Linked DNA regions of Homo sapiens: region 2 is linked to region 1. A link is a loop called in an ENCODE intact Hi-C map of the cell type or tissue named here. Cell type or tissue: PC-9. All regions are shown on one strand. Each heading gives the region's core, and the rest is flanking DNA. Links, peaks and the distances in the headings are about the cores only. Region 1 has its middle 32 kb from the start of KCNK17. Region 2 overlaps KCNK5 (potassium two pore domain channel subfamily K member 5).

Region 1 (15,326 bases), core at 6,477-11,476:
CAGGAGGCTGTAAAATGCAGTCATCAGTTGAGCCGCTCTATGACCAGTTAATGCTATTATCAAATGCTATGACTATGTAAGGAAGTGAGAATGGGCACAGCATTTACCACAGGATGTAGTCAGCAGTTGTGTGTACAACCACTGGGGATTGTCCTTAAAGGGAGGGGCATCCATCCCATTTCAGCCCTTCTTTCTTCCTGTTGTTGGAATGTAAATGTGATTCTCTGAAGTTCTTTGTCTGCCTAAAGTCTGGACCTCCCAAAGAAGGAAACAATTACCTCCAGTCCCTTCCTGAGTTTTCATTAACTGAACCCATTTCTCAAGAAGGAAGACCAAAGTCTGTCAACAAATCTGGATAGGCTTTTGTCAGAAGCCCTTGTCTGCTCTTCGGGCCCTTGTCCTAGACCCTTGTATGTTCTTCAAGACCATTGAACTCTCCCTAGCAACCACTTATTCCCCCTTACCAGAATTCCTCTTCTCCCCACTACCATAAACATGTTTTGCCAGGATCCAAGCCTCCATTCTCTCTGTAAACTCAAGATGGTACACAAGCTTCTGTACCCCATTGGGAGACTGGGTCTTCATTCTGAAGGCTCCTGGGTATATATGGTAAGTAAATTTGTATGCCTTTTCTCCAATTAATCCCCCTTTTATGAGTTGATTTTTCAGCAAACCTTCAGCAGGCCAAGGGGAACTTTCCCTTAGCCCCTACAGTAGTTTGCCATGGTAGACTAAAGAAAGCCCCAGTTCTTCATCCCTCCCAGGATCCCTGCCCTTTGTCATGTGACTTCTCACTCAGGCTGTATGGGCTTGGCCATGGGATTTGCTTTAGCCAATTGGGCTTGAAAGTATTTGTGAAATTGACTTGTTTATTCTCAATCTCTCTCTCTCTCTTTTTCCCTCTCTCCCATAGCCACAAGGACATTTCTGGACTGACCTGCTAGAGGAAGATAGAAAGACATAGTGCCACTGGACATTTCATTTTGGCCTACAGTAACCAACACCCACAGAATGGAACTGCCCATGGGTACCCTTAGTGGGAAACAGGGATAAAAATGAAACTACTGCTTTCTCAACACCTACCGTGTGCCCGGAAATGTTAACTCATTTCAGTGAGATGGTGATGTTGGGGCCAGCATTCAAGCCAGCCTCCAGCCTGACTTGGAAGCTCTGGGTGTTCACACCACCTGGCAGTGCCTCCAAAGACAGCCTTTAACCCTGCTTCCTCGTCTGGCCACACTCCTCACCCACTCCAGCGCCGAGTCTGACCCCAAAACATCTCTGCGAGGGCAGACCTCCATGTTACAAAGTCCGGGAGACACTTTCCAACCTCACCTTACTTGCCCCTCTCAGCAGCTTGGCATCTGTGTGGCTGCGGGTCTCCTGGGTTTCCTCCTGCCTACCTGGCCACACCTTTTCAGGTATAGCACGATAATCTGTCTGTATTTTTTCCCTCTTTCCTTATTTCGTTTTTTCTTTGCTGTCTTCCTTTCTGTCTCCTTCTTTCCCGTCTTGGTTTTTTCCTTCCTTCCTGAAATGGAGGACAACTGTCCCTCTTTGTCCGGCAAAGAGTCACTTCTGGAGAGCATTTAGATACTCAAATGTTGGGCAACGAAGCATCCATTGTTCAGCGCTTAGGGGAAGAGGCGGATCAATTTGCATAAATCCTTTGAGATATTCAGGGAGAGGAACGTGCAGTACCAATTTATAATAGTGACCTGTGGCCTTGAGATTTGTGGACATATTTGGGTTATATAGCTCTAGTTCTCCCTGGTGCTGAAACTCAGGACTTAGCCCTTCAGGGCTGAGTAAATCTCTAAGAATCTTGATAGTTACAGATAAGGGAGTTGCAGAGGAAGACACTAAAGACCCTATAATATGGCCGGTGGAGGCTGGAGCCCTTAACTGGAATTTCCATTGCCAGCTCATCTCTTCTGTAAACCTTGATTTTCCTCAAGGCTCAGCCTTAGGCCATCTTCTTTTCTCATTCTCTGTTTGCTCCCTAAGTCATGAAGTACCCTGCCAAGATTTCAACGACTAACTACAGTTCGGTGTCTCTCAAATTGTTATCTCTGAATCAGATTTCTCCTTTGAGTTCCTAGAGCTAAGCAGTCAGCATCATCCCCTTCTGCATCATCTCGTGGTTCAAGATGGCTGCTTGAGCTCCAGCCATCTGGTCTGCATTCAGTCAGAAAGGAAGAAGGAAAAAGGGGAGAAGAACACACGCCACACTCCACACCATTTTAAGGAGATTTCTTTATTAAACAGCCAGTGGAACAGTTTCTTACATTTCATTGGTTAGAACTTGGTAGCACAGTCACATCTCCCTTCAATGGAAACTGGGAAATGTAATCTCTTAGCAGGTGACAAAGTGCCCATCTAAATAGTGAGATTATGTTATGAAAAGGTAAAAGATTGAATAGTGGGAGAAATCAGGAGTTTCTACCACAATGCCCCAGGTCATAAACATGATCTTACCTCCAAAACAGGCCCAGACAGGGAAATCTATAGAGGGTAAAAGTAGATTAGTAGTTGCTTAGGGCTGGCGGTGGGGAAAGAGGGGTGGAATAGGAAGTGATAACAAGGCCGGGCACGGTGGCTCATGCCTGTAATCCCAGGACTTTGGGAGGCCAAGGTGGGTGGATCACCTAAGGTCAGGAGTTCAAGACCAGCCTGGCCAACATGGTGAAACCCCATTTCTACTAAAACTACAAAAATTAGCCGGGTGTAGTGGCGGGCACCTGCCTGTAATCCCAACTACTAGGGAGGCTGAGGCACGAGAATCGCTTGAACCCTTGAAATCTGGAGGCAGAGGTTGCAGTGAGCTGAGATTGCACCATTGCACTCCAGCCTGGGTGACAGAGTGAGACCCTGTCTTAAAAAAAAAAAAAAAAAAAAGGAAGTGATAACTAAAGGATACAGGGTTTCTTCTTCTTCTTTTTTTTTTTTTTTTTTTTTTGAGATGGAGTTTCGAGCTCAGGCTGTAGTGCAATGGCATGATCTCAACTCACCGCAACCTCCGCCTCCCGGGTTCAAGCAATTCTCCTGCCTTAGCCTCCCGAGTAGCTGGGATTACAGGCATGCGCCACCACACCTGGTATTTTTGTATTTTTAGTAGAGACGGGGTTTCTCTATGTTGGTCAGGCTGGTCTCAAACTCCTGACCTCAGGTGATCCGCCCGCCTCAGCCTCCCAAAGTGCTGGGATTACAGGCGTGAGCCACCACGCCTGGTCCAGGGTTTCTTCTTGAGGTGAAGAAAGTGGCCAGGAGTAGTTGCTCATGCCTGTAATCCCAGCACTTTGGGAGGCTGATGGAGGAGTAGAGCTTGAGTCCAGGATTTCAAGACCAGCATGGGCAACATGTTGAGGCCCCATCTCTACAAAAATAGAAAAATATTAATGGAGCATGGTGGCACACACCTGTGTTTCTAGGTACTCAGAAGGCTAAGGCAGGAGGATCTCTTGAGCCCAGGAGGTTGAGGCTGCAGTGAGCCGTGATCTTACCACTACCCTCTGGCCTGGGAAACAGAGGGAGAACCTGTCTCAAGAAAAAAGAAAGTGTTCTAAAATAGACTGTGTTGAAGTTGGCGCATATCTATGAATTATACTAAGAACCATTGACTTGTACAATTTAAATGGGTAAACTGTGTGGTATGTATATTATATCTCAATAAGCCCATTTTTAAAAAAACAAAACCCACTAGAAGATAAACTTCAGGAGGATGGGACTTTGCTAGCTCCTGACTGTCTCTGGCGTGTGGTGGGCACCCAGGAGCTGTTTTGTGACTGGTAAATGAATGAATGCTTGACCTCTTTCTCCCAACCCCTCACTGCCAATTCAGTGCAAAATCCTATTGTTTGACCTCTAAGTTCTGGCCGCTTCTCCCCAGCTTCACTGCCACCACGCAGTTTCACACTACCATTTTCTCCATCTCACAAGAGCCCCCTCCCATCCATTCTCCACGCAGCTGTCACAGAAGCCTTCTAAAAAGACAGAACTGATCTGTCCTGCCTCTGCCAAAAATGCCTCAATAATTTCCCATTGCTCCCAGGACAATGTGCAAAACCCCAAACATGGCCTCCAGGCCACCTTGCCTGCCTTGGCTTCTCCACCTACCTTGCCTGCCTTGGCTTCTCTGTCACCACCATACTCTGCTCTCCCCTCTCTGCAGTAGGTATCAGCTCTCCTGGTTCCTCAGACACTGCCTAGAACATGGGCAGAGCCTCCACTCACCCCATCCCACACACCCACTCTCCTCTCCAGTAGAGCTCAGCTCCAGGCCATCTCCTTACAGGGCTTCCCAGAAAGAGGCCATAACCCGCTTCGTAGGTCCTCACATCTCCCTGAAATCTCATGGCACTTACCATGCAAGCTTGTCATTATATATCTATTTGGGTGTTTATTTCAATTCAACTCAACCAATATTTATGGATGACCTGCATGCCAGGTCCTCTTTCACAACACCTCCTCCTGGTCCCATCCCCAACCTACAAGGGCTCCCTGTCTGCCTCTGTCCCTTTGCCCCTGAGAGGCCAGGACCAGCCCAGCCAGTAGACTCCTGGGCAGATAATGACAGCAAAGACACAACAACTGGCCATGCACAGTGGCTCACACATGTAATCCCAGCACTTTGTGGGGGCCAAGGTGGGTGGATCACTTGAGGCCAGGAGTTCAAGACCAACCTGGCCAGTATGGCAAAACCCCATTTCTTCTAAAAATACAAAACTTAGCCAGGCATGGTGGCAGGCACCTGTAATCCTAGCTACTTGGAAGACTGAGGCAGGAGAATCACTTGAACCCAGGAGATGGAGGTTGCAGTGAGCTGAGATCGCACCATTGCACTCCAGCCTGGGCGACAGAGCAAGACTCTCTCAAAAACAAAAACAAAAACAACAAAAAGACGCGATAACAACTGCCACCCAGTCCAGCCTTTCCAGGGCCCGACTGGCCCAGCAGTCAGGGCCAGTGAGGAATGGATGGGCAGAGCATGAGCTGGGCACCTGGACAAGTTCTAGATCAGCTCTGCCACTGGCTGGACATGAGGCCTTGGGCCAATCCCTGCCCTCCCTGGACTTCAGTGTCCTTATTTATAAAAAGAGTCTCTCGGTCTGACTTAGGAGAGTATTCTTTGAATCAATGACCAAGATCTTTATAAAAAGTTCATGATGACAGGGCTTCGGGTTTCACTCATTCACTCTTCAATCGTTGATCATTGATTCATTCATTAATCGCCATATATTTATCAAGCATCTCCTCTATAACAGGCCTTATTCTAAGCTGAGTTGTCACAGGGACCAAGACAATGACAGGCAGGGCCTATTGAGGATACAGATATGGGGCCACGGACACAAACACATCAACAGGCAATCCCAGTTCTGTGTGTGAAAGGAAAAATATAATGTTCTTTATTCTTTTTTTTTTTTTTTTTTGAGACAGAGTCTCACTCTGTCGCCCAGGCTGGAGGGCAATGGCGCGATCTCTGCTCACTGCACCCTCCGCCTCCCGGATTTAAGTGATTCTCCTGCCTTAGCCACCTGAGTAGCTGGGATTACAGGTGCTGGTCACCACACCCAGCTAATTTTTGTATTTTCAGTAAAGACAGGATTTCGCCATATTGGCCAGGCTGGTCTTGAATTCCAGTCCTCAGGTGATCTGCCCACCTCGGCCTCCCAAAGTGCTGGGATTGTAGGCATGAGCCACTGCACCTGGCCATAATATAATGTTCTTTATTTTCTAATAATGCCATCTTTATTTCAAGTGCTGCCTCAAATGAGGTAGAAGGAGAATATATCTGTTGTCAATGCTGCCTACTCCTTTTCTGCCATCACCTCCTTTCTTCTAGTCCAGGAAAAGTATTTATCAAGTCAAGGAAGGGATGGGGAGCAGGGTGGGATTCAGTTACTGTGGATATGTAACAAAAAAATTCACAATTCAGGCAGGGCTCAGCGGGGACACTTCTGTTCTGCTGGGCATCCGCTGGGGAAGCTGGAAGGCTGCAGCAAGATCATCTGAAGATTCACTCACATGCCTGGCTGTTGGCTGAAAACTTAGAATATGTACAGGTGGCCTCCCCATGTGGCCTTGGCTTCCTGACAACACGGCGGCTGGTTTTCAAGGGTGAGTATGGACAGAAAGAGAGAGAGAAGCTGAACTGCTGCAATGACCTACCCTGGGAAGATTAGGCTTGCGCCACATTCTGTCCACCTAGTCGTCTCAAGATCCCACTCAGTTTCAATGGGATGAGGAAATATCCAACTCTTGATTGGAAAGGTTCTGGAAGAGCATGTGGAAAAGAAACTATGGCCATGGCCACGTTTGAAAAATACAAGCTACCACAAGAGTGGGGAATGGTCCAGTTTACTTTTTTTTTTTCTAATGTCTCCCCTTTTTTTTTTTAATGACTTAAACCTTTCAGTTCCCCTAAGGGCTTAGGATTCAGGACACAAAGTCCAGTGACTTTTCTGCTTTCTGCTTTGTCATGGTCCTCCTGAGGAAATAAGGACCTCAGTTAACATCTAGCAAGTAACACCAACCAGGTGGAAAAGTGCTCTGAGAGCCACCCTGGCCTGAGGAATTGGGAAGCTGGGAAGGGAGGAGGAAGGAGAAAGTGGCCAGATGTGGAAGAGACAGGTAGGGCAATGAGGGACAGAGGGACGTCAGGGTAGATGCTTAGTGCTCCATGCAGGGAGGGAACAGCATGTGCAAAGCTGCTAAAGGAAAAAAAGAAGAAGTCAGCATTGAGACAGAGCTGAGAGACGAGGAGGGTGAGATTGGCAAACCAGTTAAACTTTATATGAGGAGTCTGGTGTGAAGTCATGGAAGGAAGGGTTTTAAGCAAAATAATGTGATAAGATTTGTATAAAGCCTACCTTGAATAAAGTGAAATGGATTCAAGAAGCATTTGAGAAGCAGAAATATTGGGTCTTGTTGATGTATTGGGTATGGAGGAGGGAAAGGGAAGCTTCCCCCAGGTGCTCACAGCACCTCCTTCTCAGGGTTTGCCCAGATTCTGGCCAGGAGGCCACAGCCACTGCCAGGAGCCAGCACAGCCCACTGCATGCCTGCAAAGGCGGGCCATGGCAGGACAAGACCTCCTGGAATGGGATGAGACATGCACTCCCAACTGTCCACAGCTTCACTAGGGCCTTCATCCGTGAGCAGGATTCCCGTCTGTTCTCTCCCCAGGAGCAGAGCTCAGTAGCCTCTGACAAAGGGACTTCTCAGCCAATGATGCGGGAGTAGAGGCCTAGCAGGCTGGAGGGCAGTGGGGAGGAGGAGCTGCAGGGCATCCTGCAGCCAGAGAGCACCCCCTGGGTGAACAGGTGACCCAATCTGCCTTCCACAGGAATCACCAGGAAAGGTGAGGCCAGGAAGGATAGAGACGCTTCTTGCACACCTGAGTGGGGAGATGCGTCTGCATTGGGACCAAATCTGAAGTTACCTGGGCCCCTGGGCCACCTGCTCTGGGCACCCAGCACTAGCACCATTGTGCCCAGGGCAGGAAAGCCACAGGATGAATGTGCCCCACCTTCCTAGAGCAGCAATTTGGCTCAAAGAATGTGAGGAAAATATTATTTTCACATTAAACAGTATGATGAAGTAGAATGTAAGATGCCTGTGTGGATATTCAATAAACGGAAGACTTGCGATCCCACTGGTGCTCTGGGTTGGCTGTTTTGAGCCAAGCCCACGCCCACACACAAGCCTTCAGGGGAATGTGGTGTGGCTCCTTCAGGTGCCTCTCTGGTGGAAAAGTCTGAGGAAGATCACAGGCTTCGTTAACACCCGCAGTCCCGAGGATGGCTCTGCAACAGGATCTGCTGCTGGGAACGAACAGCAGTGTGTGGAAGGGGCCCCCAGGCCACACAGGTGTCACCTCAAGGAGCAGCTCCCGGTCACCCACAGCACTGAGAGGTGGTGGAAGTGTTGGTAGTGTCTTTCACTGGTGGAAGGTGACCTCTCCTGGAGCTGGTCTAGGCTCCCAGCAGGTCGTTCCTGTCACCTATCCTGCCATGGCAGCGCAAGTCAGTTCTCTCTAGCCGGCAGCTCCCATTGGGGATTGCAGCCAAGGAGAGTCCAGGTGGACTTTAGTCAGCCAGCAGTGGAGAGGAGACAGGAGAGAAGCCCCTCCTTGCACAGTTGACTTGGGCTCTGGTTTTGCTGGCAGTGCCCAGTTCTGGCACCTTTGCCCCCTGGTCAATGAGTACCAGGGTGGCTCTGGGTCAGAACAGTGACCAAAGGGCTGGGTGGGAGTGGACAGGTAGTGGGAGGGGCAGTGAGAGATGCAGGAAAGGGCTGTAGCCCTTTGTGGTCTGACTGAGAGAAGGAGAAAGGAACGAAGAGCAAGCACAAGCACGGGGGAGAAATGAGGGACTTTCTGTGTCGTCATCTTTTCCTGGTGTGAGGAGAGACCCTACCAGGCGGACCCAGGCCATCTGCTCTGCTCTAGTCCGTGGGCCCAATAGGACCTCTGCAGAGGTACCCAATGGCCCATGGCTACAGTGGACCTGGTACAGAAGAAAGAGAGCTGTACCCACTCCTCAGGAAGCCCCAGTAGAAGGGATAGAACGAAGATACAGCCCCGTCCTCAGGGCCCTAGTCTGAGGGGAGACGCAGCCCCGTCCTCAGGGAGCCCCAGTCTGAGGGGAGACGCAGCCCTCTCCTCAGGGAACCCTAGTCTGAGGGGAGACGCAGCCCTCTCCTCAGGGAACCCTAGTCTGAGGGGAGACGCAGCCCCGTCCTCAGGGAGCCCCAGTCTGAGGGGAGACGCAGCCCTCTCCTCAGGGAACCCTAGTCTGAGGGGAGACGCAGCCCCGTCCTCAGGGAGCCCCAGTCTGAGGGGAGACGCAGCCCTCTCCTCAGGGAACCCTAGTCTGAGGGGAGTGGTCTCCTTAGGTCCCTGCAAAGGCCCTTGCCTCCCTCACCACCTGTACTTCTGTGGCTTTGCTCCAAATTCATATAAACTGAGATGGGAAATCCTAGGAACTGAAACACTGTTAATCACCCTTTATTATTGCCCTTCCCTGGGTGACTCAGCCGTAGGAAAATCACAGCTCCTGAAGTGAACCCGGAAAGAAAACTGAAAGGGAGAGTGATGAGTGAGAGTCAGCTACTGCCACAGCCTTGGCAGCCACATAGCCTTGTCCCCAGAGGTTGCTGCTCTCAGCTGGTCACAGGCAGCTCCTGTACGGACAGAGGCAATGGGGTGGGTCTGGGCCAGGGGACGCCCAGTCCCCAGGGAGCCCCTGCAGCAGGGCTGGCCCTAGATCCATGCAGGGGCCAATGCACAGTGGTGAAAGCCTGGGGTGATCTCAGGGCCAGTGATTTGCTGTCCAAGCCTCTGACTCCTGCCCTTCCTGACTCAACCACATCCGGTTTGGGCTCTTGCAGGCTCCCACCTGGAACGCCCTCTCTTCCCTCCTGCGTGCCACACCCCGCTCTCTGGCAGCCCCTGATGTCCTCCTCAGAGCTGTCCTCACACCCTCTGTCTCAGCCCTTCTGGGTACTTGCTGTCACCTGACTGACTTGGGGTATGTGGGGTCTTTTGTCTTTTCTTCTCACTTGGACCCTGAAGCCTCAAGAACAGGTGCTTCCTGCAACAGAATGTGCTCAGCCCTTAGGAAAACCTGAATGAAGGAAGGAAGAAGGAAAACCAGAACCCAAACTTTTAGTTTTCTTGGCAGAACCAGAGATTGGGGGCCATGAAATGCTACGGGACACTGACCTGGCTGCCTTTCCCTAGGAGTGTGAGAGGACGAAACTTCTCCAAGCTAAAGGGGGCTTAGAAATCACTTGAAAACAAGCTCTTTTGAGGGGAAGGACCGGCCAAGGCCACCCTGCTTGCCAGCAGCAGAGCGAATGCTCATGCCGGGGTCTGCTGCCTCACTCCCTCTGCCTGACCCTCCACCCTTGTACCTGGACCCTGGGCTTTGGGCCAGGCTGAAACCCAGAGCAAGACATACTGTTCTGTGCTACTCCAGTGGGGCGAGGCGGGCAAGGCAGCCATGGCAGTGGCTGACCTGCTCCACCCACAGTGGGCACATTTCATCACCATGAGGGCTGGTAGCTTCTGTGGCCCAGGGAAAGCTATGCTTTGCAAACACTGAGCTACCTGGATCCCCATCCTGGTTCTTATGCAAGCACTCGGAACATTCCAGCCCCAGCCAGTGGTGAGAGCACAGCTGCCTGGATACCCTTCTCCTGCCAAGGCAACTCCTGGGGTCACTGTAGCCTGAGGTCCTGGCATGGGCTGCTCAGGAGGGGTCCTGCCCAGTTTTTCCTACTGCCAATGGCAGCAGTGTTTCCTACTGCTGATGGCAACGGTGTTTGGAGATAATCATAAAAATTATGATTCTAGGTTACTCTACCTGGCACTTCACAAACATTTTATCACCTAGTCCTCTTATGAACCCAATGAGGTAGCTACTGTTATTATCCCCATCTTTCAGGAGAAAGGCATTGGGGCCTGAAAGGGGCAGAGACCTGCCCAGCTGGCACAGCCAGCGTGTGGTGGAGTCGGAACTGCCCAGCTCCAGACCCTTGTTTTCCCTCACCGCACTGCCAGTGACCCAGCTGCTGCCACACCCTCCACCCTCGAAAGTGCTCCCAAGGAGAAGGCCACCTGAACTTCGGGCACGAGAAACAAGCCCTCTGGATAAGTTACAAAATGCTACAGGTGCTGGGGAAATAGGTGGTGCCAGGACCCTCTGCTTAGCCATAAACAGTGCATATTGAAACCCACTTAGGTCGGGTGTGGTGGCTCACACCTGTAATCCCAACACTTTGGGAGGCCGAGGTGGATGGATCACTTGAGGTCAGGAGTTTGAGACTAGCCTGACCAACATGGTGAAACACCACCTCCACTAAAAGTACAAAAAGTAGTCAGACATGGTGGCACGTGCCTATAGTCCCAGGTACTCAGGAGGCTGAGGCAGGAGAATCACTTGAACTCAGGAGGTGAAGACTGCAGTAAGCCGAGGCTGAGATCGCACCACTGCACTCTAGCCTGGGTGACAGACTGAGACTCTGTGTCAAAAAAAAAAGAAAAAAGAAAAAGAAAAAGAAACCTACTTAGGATCTCCCCTCTGCCTGATTCACCTGGTAGGGAAAGAATAGAGATGAGAACTAGCATTTGGCATCAGAGAAGCATCCACTGGGTGCCAGCCCTGGGACAGGCACTTATAAGATGATGACATTCAGCCCCAGGCAGAGCAGGTAATTTGGAAGTTCTTCTGTGTTTGAACCATCTGTGTGATGTCCTGAGGGCAACAGCCTCTACTGAGGGTGCTCAGGGCTCCACCCTTTGATCTTTCCTTCTCAATACTATGATTAGAGACCATGATCAAGACACACCTACCTACTGAGTTTCGAGGCCAGCAGGGTGGGCTAGCTAACACGGTGGAAGACAGGCTAACACGGTGGAGGTCAGGATCTGGATGGCAGTCTGCCCCATCAATATGAGTTGGTGTCCTTCAACATTTCCTACAATGGCCATCGAGGCCCTATTTGTGCCAGGCCCTGGACACCCGAATGGACAATAAGGGGTCACAGCCCTGGATGCAAATTGAGGGGGTTGAGTAGAACCACAAGAGCTATTGCCAGCTTCAGAGGCCACCCCCAGGATAGAATGATTAACTTGTGGGGAGGGTCAAGAAATGGTGTACAGGAGAGAGGCTTATCTGAGCCCAATTTTGAAAGACAAATAGAATAATAGGGTTCCTGCCCATGTAACCGCAGGATTCGTGTGAGAATCAGATGAGATAATGGGGACAGAATCTTGTGACAGAATCTCTTAAATCTTTAAAAAAAATTTAAAAACAACTTCTATATTTCCACTGGTTAGGAAATTGAAGCCCAGAAAGGTGGTATGACTTGTTCAAGGTCAACCAATGATTTAGAGGCAAATGCAAGACTCAAGACAGACCTTCTGATTCCAGCACTGTGTTCTGGCTTGTATTAGTCCATTTTCACACCGCTATAAAGAACTGCCTGAAATTGGGTAATTTATAGAGAAAAGAGGTTTAATTAACTCACAGTTCTGCATGGCTGGGGAGGTCTCAGGAAGCTACAATCACGGCAGTAGGGGAAGCAGGCACGATCTTACATGGTAGCAGCCGAGAGAGAGAGAGAGTAGGAGGAACTGTCAAACACATAAAACTATCAGATCTCGTGGGAACTCACTCACTATCACAAAAACAGCATGGTGGACACTGCCTCCATGATCCAATCACCTCCCACCAGGTCCCACTCTTGACACATGCGGATTATGGGGATTACAATTCGAGATGAGATTTGGGTGGGGACACAGAGCCAAACCATATCATAGTGCCTCTAACTGACTTCCATTGCCAAAACTGCTTGTCTAAGTATCTTGTTTATGAATGTTACTATAGAGTGGTGGCCCTTTACACTGTAGTATGAATTAGTGGCCAGCATGCTTGACAGAGAGCGCAGAACAGGGCAGTGAGGGAAATGTAAAAGTGGGAAGAGAGGTTGGAGATGAGAAAGAGACAAGTTGGGAATATGTAAGGCTGGGGGCCAGGAGGAACATTAAACTTCCTAGGGGACAGGTTTGTCCCCCATTTAACATTAAATTAAATGGGGGACAAGGAGGTTTGCATGGAAGTAGGAAGAGAGCTCAGGAAAGAGAGGTGAGGGTGCCAAACACAAACTTTACTATATGATCTGAAGGCCCTGTGTCCAAACCCTTCCTCCCCAGAGTGAGGAGCTGGGCCTGGGGTAAGACAGGAGAGACCTATCCTATGGGCTCTCTCTGAGCCTCCAACTCCACTGAGAGCTGTCCTGGCGGGAAATGGGAGTCTCACCTCCATATTCCCTTCCTTGTACAGAAGGGAAGAGGAAAATAAATAAGAATAGGAGATCTTCATTCAGGCTTCATGGGCCATCCCTGCCCCCACCTGGAGAGGAGGCTTGCAGTGACTCTTCCTTGTTTACTAGAAACCATAAGCTGGCAGTGAGGATTCTTGTTCATTATACCAAAGTGCAGAGTCTAGAGCCTCATCCCCCAGGTTAACTGGGCTCAGAGGATAATCCAGTCTTTTTTTTTCTTTATCTGTCTTCATTTTTGTTGACTTGGCCCACTCCACCCTCTCTCAACCTACATGATCAAGCCATAGAAGCAAATTTGCAGAAGACAAAACAAACAAAAATGTAAAGCAGAAAATTTGAAATGCTCATTATTCCACTCCCTAAGTGAATAAATTATTGGTTAACACTTTGGCACACTTTCTCTCTGTCTTCGTACCGGAAACATACCTGTATATTTCCCAGGAGACCAGATGGCCTGTGTAAAGTCTTCATATGCAGCTCCCTGACTCATAGGGGTGTAGGGAACAGTTTTCTTTTCTTTTTTTTTTTTTTTCTTGTTTTTTTTTTTTGAGATGGAGTTTCGCCCTGTAGCCCAGGCTGGAGTGAAATGGCATGATGTCGGCTCACTGCAACCTCCGCCTCCCAGGTTCAAGCGATTCTCCCGCCTCAGCCTCCCAAGTAGCTGGGATTACAGGCATGTACCATCATGCCCAGCTAATTTTGTATTTTTACTATAGATGGGGTTTCACCATGTTGGCTAGGCTGGCCTCGAACTCCTGACCTCAGGTGACTCACTTGCCTCGGCCTCCCAAAGTTCTGGGATTACAGGCGTGAGCCACCAGTCTTCTTTCTTAAAAGCCCCTTGGGCACCCATAGAAAGGCTGGTCTGTGCATCTTCCTGGTGGATCCTGGTATCAGATCATTTGCATGTATTGACCTTTCAGGCTGATATACATGAACATCCCTGGGACATGGACCAAACCCTAATTCCACAAGTGCAGACAGTCCTTCCACCTCCCTGCCACCACCCACCAAGCTGGGAACTTGAGGATTCTCTGCAAATCCTACTCTTCCAACCTGTCCCTTAATCTAGAGGAACTTCGTCAACTTCATGCCCGTCTGCTGTGGCCTCAGAGTTGGAGCCTTCTCTTATTCTCAAAATTAACAGCGTCTGTCTGGACCTGGTCCATTCGGGGTAGTTCAGCTAATCCCTGCCAAGCTAGCCTGAAGGCACTTATACTCCATGGGTCAAAATGTCTTAATGTGCAAACTAAAGATGCTAACTGATAATAACAGTAGCTGCCAATCACTCAGGGCAAGGCACTATACTGGGTTCTTTAGATTATTGTCTTTACAGCCCCATCAGAGGACACTCCTAGATCCCACTTTACGGATGGGGAAACTGAGACTCAGAGATGTAGGCTGATTTGCCTAATGACACCTGGCAGGGGAGTCCAAAGCCATGGGACTTTCCCATGGGAAAGGAATGGGACCTTCCCATTCCTCTCCACTGTCTCCATGATGCCCAGTGAAAAACATTTTAATATGTCAGTGCCAGATGGAACTTTTGCTCATCCCAAGATAGCTCCATAGTAGTGCACTATCCTGACATAATTCCCACAAAAAGCACAAGATCTCACCTCTTAGTTTACCTGAGTGGCCTTTTCTCAGCTAAAAGCACACATCCCACGAGACTATTTAAATCTTGCAAACAGCTCTATCACCTCTGTCACTGCCTTCAAGGATGCCCTGGGAACCCCAATTTGGAAACATCTAGCAAGGTCAGCATATCCAGTCACTGGCCTCCCACCAGGTGGTCAGTTATCTTGGGGATCTCTGTCCCATTCAGTCACTCATTGGTGAGTTCTTGAGCATCTGATATATGTTCAGGACTGAGCTTTACATAAAGGTACGGCTCAGACCCTGCCCTCGGGCACTCACAGGGGTGTGTGTGTCTGTGTGTGTGTGGTTCTTTGTAATCTGGATGTACCTGTCCATGAAATGTCACAGGTCAGGTTATCTGGGAAGAACCTGCAGAGATGAGGAAAGGTTTGCTGGGGAGTGAGTCCGAGGAAAGGAAGCAGGCAAGAGCAGGATTGGGCAGAGACCATGAGACCGTGAAGCAGATCTGACCCCTATCCACCAGCCCAGTGGGGAACTCCTGAGCAAAGACTGCCCATTAGAGGAACCTTGAGTTGGTAATGGCCAGGTGCTAGAGCCACTACTGTGCTTAGCCACCTGAGTCAAGGCCAGTGAGGCAGCCAGGGCGTAGCATGTAAGGAGGTGCTTGCACACTCCTGCAGGTGAGCACATCCTTAGATTCTTTTTTTTTTTTTTGAGATGGAGTTTCATTCTTGTCACCCAGGCTGGAGTGTAATGGCATGATCTCAGCTCGCTGCAACCTTCACTTTCCAGGCTCAAGTGATTCTCCTGCTTCAGACTCCCGAGTAGCTGAGATTACAGGCGCCCCCCACCATGCCCAGCTAATTTTTTGTAAT
Region 2 (15,326 bases), core at 6,335-11,334, 76 kb after region 1:
AGACAGGATTATTGATGACTTTTTCTTTCTCTGCCTCTCACATTTTCTGTAATGTGGTTGTATTGCTTTTATAACAAATAACTCAATTTTTTAAGGGATAAAATACATGCATGTACCATTACCCACTTCCACACTGGTTATTTTTAATGTGTGAGGTATACAAACATCTGGTTTTAGCAGAACATACTCTGAAAACCAGTATCACTTTTGTAATCACTAACAGTGTATAGTTGACCCTTCGTATCTGTGGGCTCCAAAGGACTGACTGTGGGACTTGAGCACTGCAGATCTGGGTATCCACAGGGGGTCTTGGAACCAATCCCCCTCCAAGGATACCAACCTGGATTGGTTCCCGGGGACTGTATTGAACACCTGACTGGGAGATGCTCTGGTCCTAGTTCATTCATGTCTTTCGAGCCTAGTTCGTTCTTGTCTTTTGAGTCTTTAAATTTAGCTAGCAGACTGCTAGCTTCCTTGGCAGCAGTGCTGTGGAATGCTTTGAGGAGAAGGACAAGAGAAACTAGGTGAGCCTTTGGTCTGCAGACCAAGTTGGAGGTAGTATACCAGGACAGAGAGTCACCAAGAAGAGAGTGTGGCAGGGCCAGGGACACCCATCCGGCTGTTTCCAGTGTTGATCCATTTCCCACACAAAGGTGGTGGGGGTGTGGTCTGGGAGGGGAGTCCTGCAGAGGCCCATGGACAAGTGCAGCCTTGGACCCACTGTGCTCTCAGCTCCACCCGGTCCCGTGGGGGCCCAAGACTTGCCCTGTCCTTCAGATGAACGAAAAACACAAGCACAGGCAAGACTTGAAACAGCACAGGACTGTTTGTAATCCAAAGTCAGGAATGTGCTATGGACAGTGGCCCATGGCATGGGTCATCCTGAGGGTCCAGGGGAGGCAGGCTCTGCCAAAGGAGGCTGCAGGTAGGATGTGCTTGATACAGTCTTGGTACTAGTATGGTAGTCACTACCCACATGCCGCTATGCAATTTTACCTTTTTGACTTGATATTACTAATCATTACGCCTGCTTACTTATTTATTTTTTGAGACAGAATCTCTCTCTGTCACCCAGGCTGGAGTGCAGTGGTGCCATCTTGGCACACTGCTACCTCTGCTTCCTGGGTTCAAGCCATTATCCTGCCTCAAGCCTCCTGAGTAGCTGGGATTACAGGCATGCACGACCACACCTGGCTAATTTTTGTATGTTTTGTAGAGACGGGGTTTCACCATGTTGGCTAGGCTGGTCTTGAACTCCTGACTTCCAAGTGATCTGCCTACCTCAGCCTCCCAAAGTGCTGGGATTACAGGCCTGAGCCGCCGTGCCTGGCCTGCCTGCTTAATTTAATTTTTTCTTTTCTTTTTTTCTTTTTGAGACAGAGTTTTGCTCTTGTTGTCCAGGCTGGAATGCAATGGTACGATCTCAGCTCACTGCAACCTCCGTCTCCTGGGTTCAAGAGATTCTCTTGCCTCAACCTCCAGAGTAGCTGGGACTATAGGCATTCACCACCATGCCCAGCTAATTTTTGTATTTTTAGTAGAGACGGGGTTTCACCATGTTGGTCAGGCTGGTCTTGAACTCCTGACCTCATGTGATCTACCCACGTTGGCCTCCCAAAGTGCTGGGATTATAGGCATGAGCCACCGCACCCAGCCTGCCTGCTTAATTTAAAATTAAAACTAATAAAATTCAATTTTAGTTCTCCAGTCACTGGCTACATTTCTAGTGCTCCGTAGCCAGTGGGGACTGCGCAAATACAGAGCATTTCCATCATCGGAGAGTTCTCTTGGGCAGTACTAGAGTATTGGGCCAGAACCCGAGGTTTCTAATGCCACATCTGGCCTCCCTCTGCGCCTCGTCAGCTTTCATTTCTGCTCTGGTCCTATCCACTGGAAAACTTGTAAGCACAGCCGAGGCGAGCGCACCCCCTGGACCAGCTGACAGAAAGCATGTGTTTGTGCAAGCCGTGTGATTGCCTTGCCAGGTCAGTCCTCGTGGACTCAGATTGTTCAGCAGTGGCTCCCTTGGAGGTGGACCAGGCTGTAGAAAGAGAATCCTTTTTCATTGATCTCTGACTTGTTGCTCATAGTCTCCAGATTCCTTCTAATGGCCTGCTCCAGCCCAGCCTCCCCACTCTGCGGGGAAGCACCAAGTATCCCTCAGCTCTTATGGTTCATAATGTACACTGATCAGGTGATTTTACCAGCTAAGCAGGTATTTCTCTTCTTAGGGTGAAAACTATCTTCCCACCACAAATCTAGAAGGAATGGAAGAAGGGGACGGCTAAAATTTTCAGTTTTCCAGGTTTTTTTAGGGCCCATGGTGGGGGTCCCGGGCCAGGAAAGGTGGAGTAGGGGAAGGGGAGGAGGGGCGGGCACTGTTTTTAGGATGGGTGGAACACCTGACTGGGAAATTGCTCTGGTCCTTGTTCATTCATGTCTTTTGAGCCTCAGTTCCCCATCTGTGTTTTGGCTTCTTGCTCTGCTTCATGCTCCATTGCTTGGGCTTGAAGGAGCATGGAGTGAGCCCCTGGGACTGTCCTGGCCTCGCTGTTGGTTTGTTGGCTGCTTTCTCTGCCATCTTCTGCTGTCATGTCCCTCTTTCCCGACTCCTGCCTGTCTCTTGTTAAACTATGAGATCCTCCTGAGCAGGGTCTGTGTCTTGCACTTCCTTTATTTTGCCCAGTGCCTGGGCACATGGTTGGTGTTCAGCAAACACTTGATGAATCAGTCGACCCTGGTTTGAGCTTCATTGAGCAACAGAAGTTTGTCCATGACTCTGGCCCCATCGTTGTTGGGTTAATAGGTTGGGTGGGTTGCCCTGTGCATGGGTCGGGGAGCTGGTGCCTGGCTAGATCTGGCATTTATAGCAGGTGTGCCCAGCTACATTTTTGTGCCTCCAAAGAGGGGCATGGCCCAGGGGTCCCTAGGGGGAGTGAAGGTGACGAGAACCCCCTGTTCTACCACCTTGCCCTCCTGTTCCCCTACTCTTCCTGGGAAGTAGCCAGGAGCCTAATTTTACACATGGGGAGAGGGCCAAGGGACTGTGTCCTGGCAGTCCACTGCTTGGTCAGTTGTTTAGCTCTCAGCAGCCCGGGATGAAGGGCTCTGCTTCAGCAGGCTTGAGGGGAGACGGACCTCCCTGGGCAAGTCTGACAAGTGGCTGCCCCTGTTACCACTCACTGAAAACAGTTCACAGGGGGACAGGATGCAGCTGTGTGAGGCATAGGGCCTGCTCCCCTGCCTGACTTAGAAACCTGGCACATTACTTTCCCTTCTTTCATTATATCCTCCCGGCCACATACAAAGCACTCTTACCCCACAACCCTGGACGTTTGTAAACAAGTTCATGCATCGGGAGCATCTCTAACTTGCCTATGCACCAGCCTTCCTGCTCTCTATCGAGCCTTTTGATCCATAACCTTGAGAATTGATGAGGAGGTGGCATCGTTCCCGTTTTACAGGTGAAGAAAGCGCAGTCATGACTCCAGGCTAGGGAGTAGCCAATGCTATACAGGCTCATCTGTCAAATGTTCTTTCACTCCACCAGGAAGGCTGAGGCCTTGCCAGAGCCTGGTTGGGTGTTAGGGGTTAAACAGGCTTGGAAACGTCTGTGCTTAAAATCCCAGCCCTTGTGGAGGAGAGAAAGGATGTGTGTGTGTCTGAGGCATGGCCCTCGTTCCTTCTGCCTCTCGCATTTCACAATGGGGCTATGTCTCAGAGTGAAGAATTTCCATTTCCTGTTGCCTGGCCTCTCATCCTGGGCCCCAGGTTAGGGGAGTTGGAGGTTTTTCCAACCCCCACCCCATCCCTCACCTCAGCCTAGCCTCTCTGTACTAGGAGGGCCTGGCAGTATTTTTCCATACCTTCAGCACAAAATGGCTCTGTTTCTTAATCCCAGTCACGTCCCACGCCCCAGTTGGCTGGGGATGGATGGTGGGCGGGGGCAATGCATACAGGGCAGAAGAGGCAGGACAGCTGTGCCTGGCTGGCCTGTCTGCTTCCTGGCATACCTGGATGGTGAGGGCAGGGGTAGTGCATGGTCAGGGGATAGCAGCCACATGTATAGGCTCCCTCTTCTTTCCTACACTATTTGGGGATCGTCTTTGAATTGCAACCCTGTGGTTTCCAAATGGGGGCCTTGGTGACCAGAGCCCCTGGGGTAACTGATGTGTGGCCTGAGATCTGAGTCAGGGAGCCTGAACTTTAGGGTAATACTCCTAAATACTCCTTTTGCTTTTTTTTTTGAGACTGAATCTCTCTCTGTCACCCAGGCTGGAGTACAGTGGTGTGATCTCAGCTCACTGCAACCTCCATCTCCCGGGTTCCAGCACTTCTCCCTGCTTCAGCCTCCTGAGTAGCTGGGACCACAGGCATGCACCACCATGCCCAGCTAATTTTTGCATTTTTAGTAGAGATGGGGTTTCACCATGTTGGTCAGGCTGGTCTCAAACTCCTGACCTCAGATGATCTGCCAGTTTCGGCCTCCCAAAGTGCTGGGATTATAGGCATGAGCCACTGTGCCCAGCCTCCTTTTGCATCTTGCCCAGTGATTTTGAGGTTGTTGGGCATCGAGATCTTGCTCTTGTCTCTAATTGTGACTCAGTCTTCTGGTGGGGTTTGCGTTCAGGATCTGGGGGTCATCATGGCAGAAAGCCCCCTCCCCCCCTGCACAGAATGCCATCCATCCCAAGATGTCTGTGCTGGTTTGCTGGTAGTTTCTTATACAATTTATTCCAGAGAGGATGGAGGCCAGCTGTTGTCTGTCTCAGACGCAGACTGAACCAAAGGAAATGGGCTTGGACTGCAGCCGGAGGGATTTAGGTTAGAGTCAGACAATAAGGAAGGATTTCGGGACAGGTGGTTGGCTCTCAGGAGGATCCTGCAGGGGGCTTTGAGAAGAAAGATGGGGGCAAGATCATGCTCAGAGGCCGTGGGTGGATGAGAAAACCAGCTCCTTGAATGAGCTCCCTGGGGGCCCGGTTTGGGTGGGAAGGGGAATGTTGTGTATTAAGCAGGCAGGGAGCTTACTTCATAGGGGTAGAGAAACCCAGTGGCCCCACCCCTGGTACAGGATTAATCCCATCCTGGTTCCTCATAGGCTTTTCTTTTTTAATTAATGAAGAGGTTTACAGTTTAACCACTTGATAATCTTAAACAAACTGTAATAAATGGGTAGGCTTAATAATCTCTTATCAGAACCTCAGCCCTCAAGGATGGCAGTTACTTATTACCCTAAGCTGCCAGCCACAGGCACAGGGGGAGAGGGAGGAGGGAAGAGCAGGTGAGGAGGCCCCTGGGTTGGGGAATTTGCTAGGTTGTCAGGGGCATTCTGAGAGGCAAGAGGTAGGGTAGTGTCAGCCCCAACTGTGTTCAAGGATACAGGTGTAACCTAGAGAGACAAATGTGGCACAAGGGTCAGGAGCCAGCTTCCTCCCAGGGAGGTAGGAGTCTGGCGGTATTGGCGGTGGTGAGACTTGTCCTTAGAGCCCCCGGCAAGGGGGCCCAGGGCAGGCAGATGTGTCCAGGAGAACAGGACTGGCAGCCACAAGGACTAAAGAGCCTCATGGATCAGAGCATCCTTCCTTCCCACTGCTGGAAGGGCAGGAAATCAGCAGCAATGCATGGGGAGAGCTGGGGCCATCAGGCCTTCAAACACCCTGGTATCCCTCAGCTCCTACCCCCCACCCCCGCCACCCACCTGCCTGCTTCCTCTGGAATCCTGATGGTTCCAGAGTCCGCAGGGGAACTGACTCACCAGGGCTAGAACCTCTGGGGGCTTTGGGCTTGCAAACAGGTAGGGTAGGGAGGAGACCCCGGGGCCTGGAAACAGTCATCAACCCGCACTGTGCCTGCACCTGTCTGGGCTCCCTGCCTTCTCCAGTGGAGCTAGAGCCCACCGTCCAGCCTTGGAAGGCACACGTCTTGGAGACTCAGTCATTCATTGGCAAATACTTGAGCACATACTAGAGCTAGGTTCTGTTCTGTGATTAAGGGATCCATGAGTCTCTCCTTGTAGGGCTCATGATCTATTTAGGGTAGATAACTAGGAAGCCAGAGAAACAGATGCCTAGTAGAATGTCAGGTAGTGATGAGTGCAGTGAGGTGAGGAGCGGGAGCGGGACGGAGGCTTAATATTCCAGGTGGCATGGCCTCTTTCAGGAGGGGACATTCAGGTGAAACCTGATTGAAGTAAGAGTGAGCTGCAGGAAGGCACCTGCAAAGGCACAGGGGGGTGAACTGCTGAGCCGGAGGGACTGGCCCATGCCCAGGAGGTGGTAAATGGAAGGAGGGCATTGCTGTCAACACCTAGCCCAGCTCCCCAGCTCTGGAGGCCACATGCAGCAGACACAGACCCTCAGAATGGAGGTGTCCTCCCCAAGCCCCTTGTTCTATTCACAGAGCAATAATAGTCACATTTATTTTCCTTCCCAGTGCTCGTTTCTGGAACACGCCCCATGTGCCCAGCACTGAGCTGTTCATCATTTTTTTGTAATCGACGCGCCAACACAGTGAAGCCATGACTCTTGTTTTCCAGATACGGAGTGTTAAGCTCAGAGAGGTGATAAGACATGCCCCAGGTAACCCGCTAGTGGATGCTGGAGTCAGGATTTTGAACCCAGATGTGGCCTTTCCCCTCTGCCCTCTCCCCTGTGCTGCTCAGAGAGGGCCCCACACTTGATATTTGTGTTGGAGAGACTGGCCAGCCCAGCTTGTGTGCCAGTGCAGAGCTGGGTTTGGGAGGACAGGAAGCAGGCCAGCACGCGAGGGGCAGCTGGGCGGCCCGGGAACTGCACCTCCCTCAGGTCATTGGCCCGGGATGGGAAGGTGATGAGTCAGCAGTTCCCACAGCCACCTTTCTGGCCTGCTCCAAGGACTGTTTTTAGAAACCTTGAGTGGCTGGTGGCTTCCTGTAGCTGATCCTTGACCCCACCCCAAGGTCAAGGTAAATCTGAGGCATCTGCAGGGGAATGGGGTAGGGAGCGTAGGCACGCGCTTACCCTAACTCATATAGTCAGGTCAGATCCGTGGGTATGACCGCACAGCACAGCCCTTTATCTCTGCTATGTCACCAGTGTCTACCTGCACATTCCCTGCTGTGCTTTGGTTGGTGTTTCTCAGCCCAGTTCCGGGTGGCAAGTGGAGGGCTGGTTGTTCTGTGGACAGGGCCTCACCTGCTCTGCTGGGTCACCAGCTTGCTGTTTGGCTTCACCATCTTTCTGTTTGGCTTCACCATCTTTCTAGCCTCTCTATAGATTCCTCATCTACAGAATGGGAATAGTGTATCCATTTTGTCTGGTTTCCCTTCAGGGTCTTAGGTCTCAGATTAGACGGTGGAAGAGGAGTTATGGGTGTGAGAGGTGCTTGATGAATGTGGGGTTTTGGTGGGGAAATGCTAACTCAGGCCCTTATTAACCAAGTCGGGGAGGAATGAGCCAGGCCTGAGAGCACTGCTGGCTTCCCTGGAAAGGACAATGTGCCAGGGGCCCAATCCAAGTGCAGGGGCTTGGGCTAGAGCTCTCTAACCCCACCTTAGAAGTAAGGCCTCTTCCTAGTGACCCACAGCCTTATGGAGGAATGGAGGAGGCTGCTCTGCCCAGCTGGACAGGCTCAAGGGATCCCAGCTAAAACTGTTTCCTGTCCCTACTGACACTGTTGTCCCACTAATTGGGAGACACCCCTTGGCATCGCTCAGGGCAGAGAGGTGTCAGACACCCCTGGGATCTGAACTCTGGGGGCAGAGAAGGGGACAAAGTCACAAATCCAGGCCTCAGTGTCCCAGATAGGGCAGAGACACCAGCACAGGACCATGGACCTGGGCCATAGCCACCCTGGGCAGGGCAGTGGTTGTGAATTGGGGTAGAGAAGCTATAGGTAAATGAAGGATGTCCCTCTTGTCATTTAAGCCTCCCTGGACACATCCCACCTTCCCTGAGAAGATGAGGCAGGGGTAGATTTTGAGAGCATGGCCTCAGAGGGTCATCTGGTATGTGTGTTTGAGAGGGAGGGGGCTCTTTCCTGCTCCCCAGGCCCACTTCTCAGGCACACAGCAGTGCTGTGGGACCAGGAAGGGGCCCTCGAGGTCCCCTGTGTCTGCCCGCACAGGGATTTCCAGTGTCAGTCACTGATCAGCTCAGCCCTCCAGGTGCCTGAGAGCTCACGCTGACATTCCATCCTGAGCTTGGGCCCCACCAGCCCTTCACTGCTTGCCTTAGCCAAACCTGCAACCTCAGGTCAGCTCTGCCCTGGGCTTGTTCTCACAGGAGGGATGCCCAGCTGCCCCCCTGCCCTGGGGGATTACCGTCCCAGCCTGAGAACAATGCGGGCAGGGTCACCTGCCTTGTTTTCTTTGTTCCTCCCAGTGAGGACAGGGCTCCCAGGCCTGTGAAAGTCAGAAGCCCAGGGTTTCTGCTGAAAACCTGCTCCCATCTGGCAGGGGCTTGCCCTCCTGAGCGTGAGACCTAGCAGTGCCTCTGGGCTCTGCAGAGACTGCTGAGAGATGGCCCAGGAGGGCAGGCTGGGGGAAGCCCAAAGGTGGACAAGAGGACAGTTCTGCCTGTGTGCATGCACAGCCTGCCCCGTGCTAATGTCAGGGGTGGGGCTGCGCTCAAGTCCCTAATGAGGGAGAATGGATTGGATCTAGGGCAGTGCGTTTGAAACTTGGCTGAACATAAGATTAGAATCACCTGGGGGAGCTTTGCAGCATCCTGGTTCGCAGTTCAAGCCCCAGACTATTTCTCTTGGCATCTCTAGGGGCAGGACCCGGGCAGGAGTATTTTTCCAAGCTCTCTCAGATGATCTCAGTTTGTAGTCCAGGTTAAGAAGTAGTATGGTGACTGATGAGCTAAGTCCTGAGGATAGAAATGCATTTTCTTGAATGTGCTATGGAGAGGAGGTAGGGGAGGTATCACCTGCCCAGGCAGGGGGACTCCAGTAGTCATAGTCCAACCTCCTCATTGTACAGAGAAGCAGGCAGGCAAAGCAATCAAAGATTCTTCGAGGATCTCAAGACAGTACTGGCAGAGCTGAGCTGAGCCTGGGTTTTTAGGCCCTGCGCCGACGTCCTAGCACACCAAAGCCTCCAGCCATTGATTTGGCCTGCCTGCCTTCTTCTCAAATGTGATCCATACTCCAGATAGATATCAGAGCAAATCTGAGAAAAGAGATAAGCAACCACAAGTTAACAAAGTCCGCTTTGCAACAGCCCAGCTCTGGTCTTCGAGGAGACGGGTGTGGCCCTGCTGCCTTTCGTCCAGTATCTGCTCCTTCCCTGGGAGAGACAAAGCTCAGGCGAGCTGGGTTGGCTGCTGGTGCAGGTATCAGGGTGGCACCACTGGGCCCTTGCCAATACCTTGCTCGTAAACTACAGCTGCCCTCCGAGCCACACCCTGGTCACCTGACCCGGGGGGAGAGGCAGTGAGGAAAATACCAAGAATTCCTTCTCTCTGCCCTGCATACTCCTTTTTAGACAGGAAGATGGAGAAGGCCTGAGCCTCCCTCCCCCTGTCAGCTTCCACTAGGGCAGCCCCTGCATATTAGAATCACTTCTGGAGCTTTTTAAAAGTTGTGCCAGGTCAACAGAATATCTGCAGTTGGGGACCAGGCATAGCATTTATTTAACCTCCAAGGGGATCTACTGGGCAGCCTGTACCGAGAGCCACTGCCCATTGTCTTGCTTCATGTTCACGCTGGGTGGGGGCTGGGAGGGAGTTGGACTAGAGTTCAGAGAAGCTGCCATCTAACACCTCCTGGCCTCAGCCTCACCTGGGGAGGTACTGGCGGCTGCCAGGGGTGATGGGGGGGAAGTGGTGAAGACAGGATGGGACCAGTGGTGGCATTTCTTTCCCTCAGCAGCCCTGCCCAACTTGCTTGGTTGGACGAGAAACTGGCCAGGGTGGCTGTGAGCCTCTGAGGGGCAGAGGCCAGGAGAGATGGGGCCTCTGAGGGATGGGGTGAGGCATCTTGGGCTTGCCCGTTTCCCTCTGCCCCTGACTCCCAGCCATCAGGTGGCCAGGGAACATCTCTGGAACCACAGTCCCTTCCTCCATGTGGCCTGAGGGAGCTGATGGATCAGGCTGAAAATCGACAGTTTTCTCTGTTAAAATGGGGAAATGGGAAGAGTTGGCAGTTGTGAAGAAGGTTAGGGACAGTGTTCTCACCCTTTCCTGTCTTCCAGGCACAGGGCTTGAAATCCCTAGTCCTTCTCTACTGCTTGTCCAGGACATGCCAGCCCATCTGCTTCAGCTTTGGGGGTGAGCAGCTTTGCTCCTGGGTCTCAGATCTCTGCAGGGTCTTGTTCCTGACGGACACACGTGTGAATCACAATATTGATTGCAGATACATTTATCCAGTGCTTACTGAGTCCTAGGTTCTTTTCATGTGTGCAGAGTAGGTGTTATTTTACAGACAGAGAAAGTAAGGCTGAGAGGCTGAGTTATTTACCCAGAGGCTTGCTGCCAGCCATCGAGAGACCCCTCTGATTCAAATCCAGGTTGGTTCCACCTTTTCCATGAGCACAGGTCTGCATTTGGAAGATGGCCCTGTGGCTTCCTAGATAGAGCTAAACCTGAGCTGCAGAGGCCCTGCTGCCAATGGGATTGATTGAGTGCCCTCAGAGAGGAGGGGCTTTGGGATTCAGTAAGGAAAGTGGTCAGCTGGAAGTAGATGTGCAATTTCTATTGACTCTTCTGTTCCTTTGCCTGCTCTCGGTACATTTACTGCCCTCGTGGAGTTTCCCAAGGGGACAGGCCTCCCTGCAGGAAGGACAGTCCCAGTCACCTGAGGGACCTCTCCCACTCCACTGCTGATTACTCTCCCATCTTGAACCCTCTCCTCTGGGCTCTTGTCTGCCTCCCTCACCTTGCCCCTTCCCCAGCTCCTGCCCCCTGCCCTCTCCTCTCAACCTGGTGATCCCCACCTCTGCAACCCAAGACCAGTTGGAGGCTGGTGGTTTCAGCAGCCCCTGTGAGCCCCGCCGCCGCTGGGGTCTGTGCCTCTCCTTCCTGCCCTCTTGCTCTTCAGGCTTCCACCTTGTTTAACTGATGAATTTAGTGAAAAGCCAACTGCAGAACGATGCTGGAAGTGGTTGGGGATGGAGGGGCACTAGAGGACAAGTTAGTTGAGGCCAGGGAATATACCCTTATTTATTTAAATGTATTTATTCACTCATTCAGTAAATATTTGTTGAATAGCTACTGTGTGCTAGGCAGTGTTCTAAGTTTGGGGAATACATCAGTGAAAAACAAAACAAAAGGCCCTGTCCCCATGAAGCTGGCACTCTAGGGGAGTCTCTGCATGTCTGTGGATATTGCCTGGTAGGCCGTTTCACTTGCACCTAGAAGCTCACCTGCATGCCTTTCACCCCCGTCTCTAGATAGTGCAGAGGTTAGAAGCCACCTGGGCCCTCATCCCAGCTCCACAACTAACTAGCTCTGTGACCTTGGGCAAATGCTTCTGTAAGATGGGGGTAGTAATACTTTAAACTAAAATACAGTAAACTTTAGAGGGTACTGGCATTTTGTGAGATAAGTAAAGTGCTTGGATTTAGGTGCTTGTCTTCATAAGTGCTTAAATATCAATGTATTATTTATGAAATAAGAATGAATAGCCATGCCCACACCCCTTACAAGGTTGCTGGGAAGGGAGGTGAGAGGAATGATAAGTTTCTTTCTGTACTACCAAGCACACGCACATAAGAGGGTCAGCTCTATTTTCCCTTCCAGGGCCCAATTTTACCATCCCTCCGCAGGGCCAAGTGAGCTTTGACACAGTGAATTAAGAATTGATTGCTGGGAGTGGTGGCTCATGCCTGTAATCCCAGCACTTTGGGAGCCCGAGGCAGGTGGATCACCGGAGGTCAGGAGTTTGAGACCAGCCTGACCGACATGGAGAAACCCCGTCTCTACTAAAAATACAAAATTAGCTGGGCATGGTGGCACCTGCCTGTAATCCCAGCTACTCGGGAGGCTAAGGCAGGAGAATTGCTTAAACCCGGGAGGCTGAGGTTGCAGTGAGCTGAGATCACGCCACTGTACTCTAGCCTGGGCAACAGAGTGAGACTCTCATCGCAAAAAAAAAAAAAAAGAAGAAAAAAGAATTGATGCAGCTGGGAATGGTAAAGGAGGGTTGGCCCATGAACCCATTAACCCATTAACCCATTAACCCATGAACCACTGACAATCCAGGAGTCTAGCAGAGGCTGGAATGGAGGAAGACTGTTAAGGCTGTATCCTGCAGAGCAAGAAAGAGTCCTGTGATCCTAAAGTGATGGCGGCTGTGGAGCTGGAGGCAGGGCCGGGAGTAGCTCTATGGGTGCCAGATAGCTGTGATCCCAACAGGCTAACATCTTGACTTTGGTTTCCCTTACCCCACCCCGTAAAGGGGAAGCCCCCACCTTGCCCTGCCTGCCCATGTCTGAAGGTGGGTGGCATGTCCCAAAGCCCCAATCTAGATCCCTCTCTCCAGGAAGGGGATGCCCCACCACTGCCAAGGGAAGCCTCAGATCCTTGGGGGATGAGGGGATGTCTGGGAGTCAAGATTACTCAGTCAGCACAGTGAGCACCTGGGAAGGTGGGGTTGGGGCAGCTGGACATCTGAAGCTCTGGGCAAGGGCACACATGGCTGTTTCCTCACTGGAGCAACAGCATGAGAGCTGGTCAGAGTGGCTGGACTGGTTTTAGGGCACTGTTTTTTCAGCTGGTGGGAAGTGGGTGGGAGTATGCACAGGCCTCTTTCCTGTGGCCTTTATGGGGACAGGAGATAGGAGAACAGCAATTAGGACCCAGATGGGCCTGGGTTCTAGTCTTGGCTTCACTGTTTTTAGCACTTTCTTAACCTCTGTAAGCCTCAAATCCTCAGTTGCAAAATGGAAAAAAATTATAGTATCTTCCCAGCAAGAATCTGTCCTCTCTAAATGAGCTAAAGGCACATAAAATGCTTTACCCAACTCTTGGCACATAGGAAGCCCTCCGTAAATCACAGCTGCTTTATGGTGACGGTGATGGAGACAGGGAACTCTACTCCGTTCCCAAACAAGAGCTGGGCCTGAGCTTTGTGCAGGCTCCCCTTTTCCCATTACTCTCCAGGCTTGTATGGAAAATGAAAATATTGTCTCGTGTGAATTTGGGAGCCAAGTTAAAGAATCCAGCCAGTGAACAGGGGCCGCCTCCTCCCGCGAAAGCTGTTTCCCTAACCCCGAGGACGGGACGCCTTGTCTGACAGGGTGTTTACCTGGCTCTCCCATGTCCCTTCCCCTAACCCAGTGATGGCCTTAGTCCTGGGTCAGCTTTTCTGTTCTGGGAGACCAATTAAAGCCCCCTCCTCTTCCTGCATAATCCCAGCCATGATCAGTGAGGTATCCACAGATACACACAGTGGGAATAGGGAGCTAGCACCCCAAATTCACATCCAGACCTCAGCTCCCTGAGCCTGGCTTTCCTCCTCTGCCAAGTGATGCCTGGCAGAATGACAGGAAGAGCCAGTTAGGTAACGTGTGTAAAAGCCCCGGCGAGGGGTGTCTGACATACAGCAGCACTAGCACAGCTTCTCTCCACCAGCACTTGGGTGGAGCTGAGCTGATTCCCAGGCCAGCTGCTTGGGAACCACAGCAGAGGAGGCAACCGCAAGGGGCAGTGGGGCAGCCCAGGGGCAGGCAGACCCAGGCAGATGGAGGCAGGGAGGCTTGAACTTGCAGACTTGAAACCAGACAGTCTACAACCTAGCCCAGTTCTGCCAGGTAACCAACCTCTCTCCGCCCAGTGGGTGTAATTGCCACCACTGGGTCTTTGCAAGGAATGAGTAGTGCTTGCAGCCCCGGGGAGTTAGGGGCTCTCTCCAGTGCCTCCTTTGCCCGCCCCTTGTTGGGCAACCACAGAGGGATACTAGAAGTCATGGGGAAAGCACATAATGCTGTGGCTGCCTGATAAGCCAGGGCCTGAGGCTGCCAGCTGGTCCCCAAAGGGCACACCATCAGTGGGGTGAAGGGTAGAAAGCCCAGCTCTTCCACCTCTCCCCACTCCCAAACTTAATGCCTTCTTCAGTTACCCTGTTTTGCCAGTTCTTTTGTTTGATGTCTCCTTAGCACTTACTAAATGATTCCCAAATCACAGGTTACCTTTGGCACTAGCATTTCCCAGGGGGAGCATTTTTGGCCTTGTGGGTGTGGTTGTCCTGTGAATTGCAGGGCATTTAGCATCTCTAGCCCCTTGCCTTCTCAATGCCAGAGCATCTCCCATCACCCATTAGAATAAACATAAGAGGAGGGCAGGGATTCCGTCCGTTCACTGCAGTATACTCACTGCCTAGAACAGTGCCTGGTACATGCAACATTCCTCCTTAGAAAGCATTTCCAGACACTTCCAAAAGGCACTACCACCCCAGTGGAGAACCCCTGTTCCAGACATACCTTCCACAACACCCTTGATGGATGCTGGCTACCCTGGTCTAAATACTTTGCATTATCAGAAATTGATTACTACAAGGAGTAGCCCTTTGTAGACTCATTATCCAAAACAGCCACCCCATCTCCCCCTTGGACTTTGGCCTGTTGGTTAGCATATCATGTGAAGTCTGACACCCAGAATGAAACAAGGTGCCCCATATATGGCCTGACCCTGCAAGCAACAGTGGGCTTGTTACCTCCCAGCCCTGGATAGACCTGGAGTTGACATAGCCTGAGATTGCATTTACTTTTCTTGTGACAGCAGGACAGTAGGATTACTGTTTGTTGATCCATGGTCAGCTAATATCCAGGGACTTTTCCCTTCAATCCTCTACCAGTCTTTTCCAATCCAAAGTATAAGACTTAAACATTTAAGTGGATACTTGTATGTTGTTGATTTTGGCCCCTATATCCAGCCAGATGATTTTGAATCTTGATACTGCCATTGCTATGTGTTAGCTATCTTCCCATCCCATCCTTATCCCCAATTTTGCATCCACTGCACATTGGATTAGTAAACCATCTCTGTCCTCACTGTGCTGTGGTTTAAAATATTGAAGAAAACCAGGCCTTAAGCATGATGGTGGAGACTCAGTCTGGGTTGATAATGATCAATACCTCCTAGGGTTGTTTGTCTGCCTTTGAATGGACCCAATTAATCCTGGCTCCACTGACATTTCTGTGTCTTGTCCACATGAATTTCTTTAATCCCATCTGTTAGCTGCCTTGCTGATATCTAGATGGATTACATTCCACAGAACTTCAAGGCTTTGCAACCCTTTGAAAAGGAGATGCACTTAGCTGAGCATGACTTGTTCTGGGTGAATCTGTGCTAGTTTCTAGTGCCCACTACTTCCTCTTCTGCATGTTCCAAACATTCTCCTCT

What was found. Peaks named below come from ENCODE experiments on the same cell type or tissue, not always from the same donor. Only the 100,000 strongest peaks of a DNase experiment are listed, where the experiment ranks them.
Region 2: a loop joins it to region 1, with 7 times the contacts of the local background. A loop is called at or near these places in 1 of 110 quality-filtered maps.

What each region holds. Positions count from the first base shown.
Region 1 is chr6:39,274,390-39,289,715 of GRCh38, reverse strand. No RefSeq gene overlaps it. Among named protein-coding and RNA genes, the nearest start is that of KCNK17, 32 kb to the left of the region's middle. In PC-9, for the core only: no CTCF peak of the experiment used is centred there; DNase peaks (open chromatin) are centred at 9,195, 9,265 and 10,085; H3K4me3 peaks cover 799 bases; H3K27ac peaks cover 3,098 bases.
Region 2 is chr6:39,198,012-39,213,337 of GRCh38, reverse strand. The region is part of intron 1 of KCNK5 (potassium two pore domain channel subfamily K member 5); the gene reads left to right. Among named protein-coding and RNA genes, the nearest start is that of KCNK5, 24 kb to the left of the region's middle. RefSeq lists enhancers at 2,879-3,419, 3,448-4,405, 8,246-9,205, 9,206-10,165, 9,107-10,306. In PC-9, for the core only: no CTCF peak of the experiment used is centred there; DNase peaks (open chromatin) are centred at 9,327 and 9,757; H3K4me3 peaks cover 1,733 bases; H3K27ac peaks cover 4,356 bases.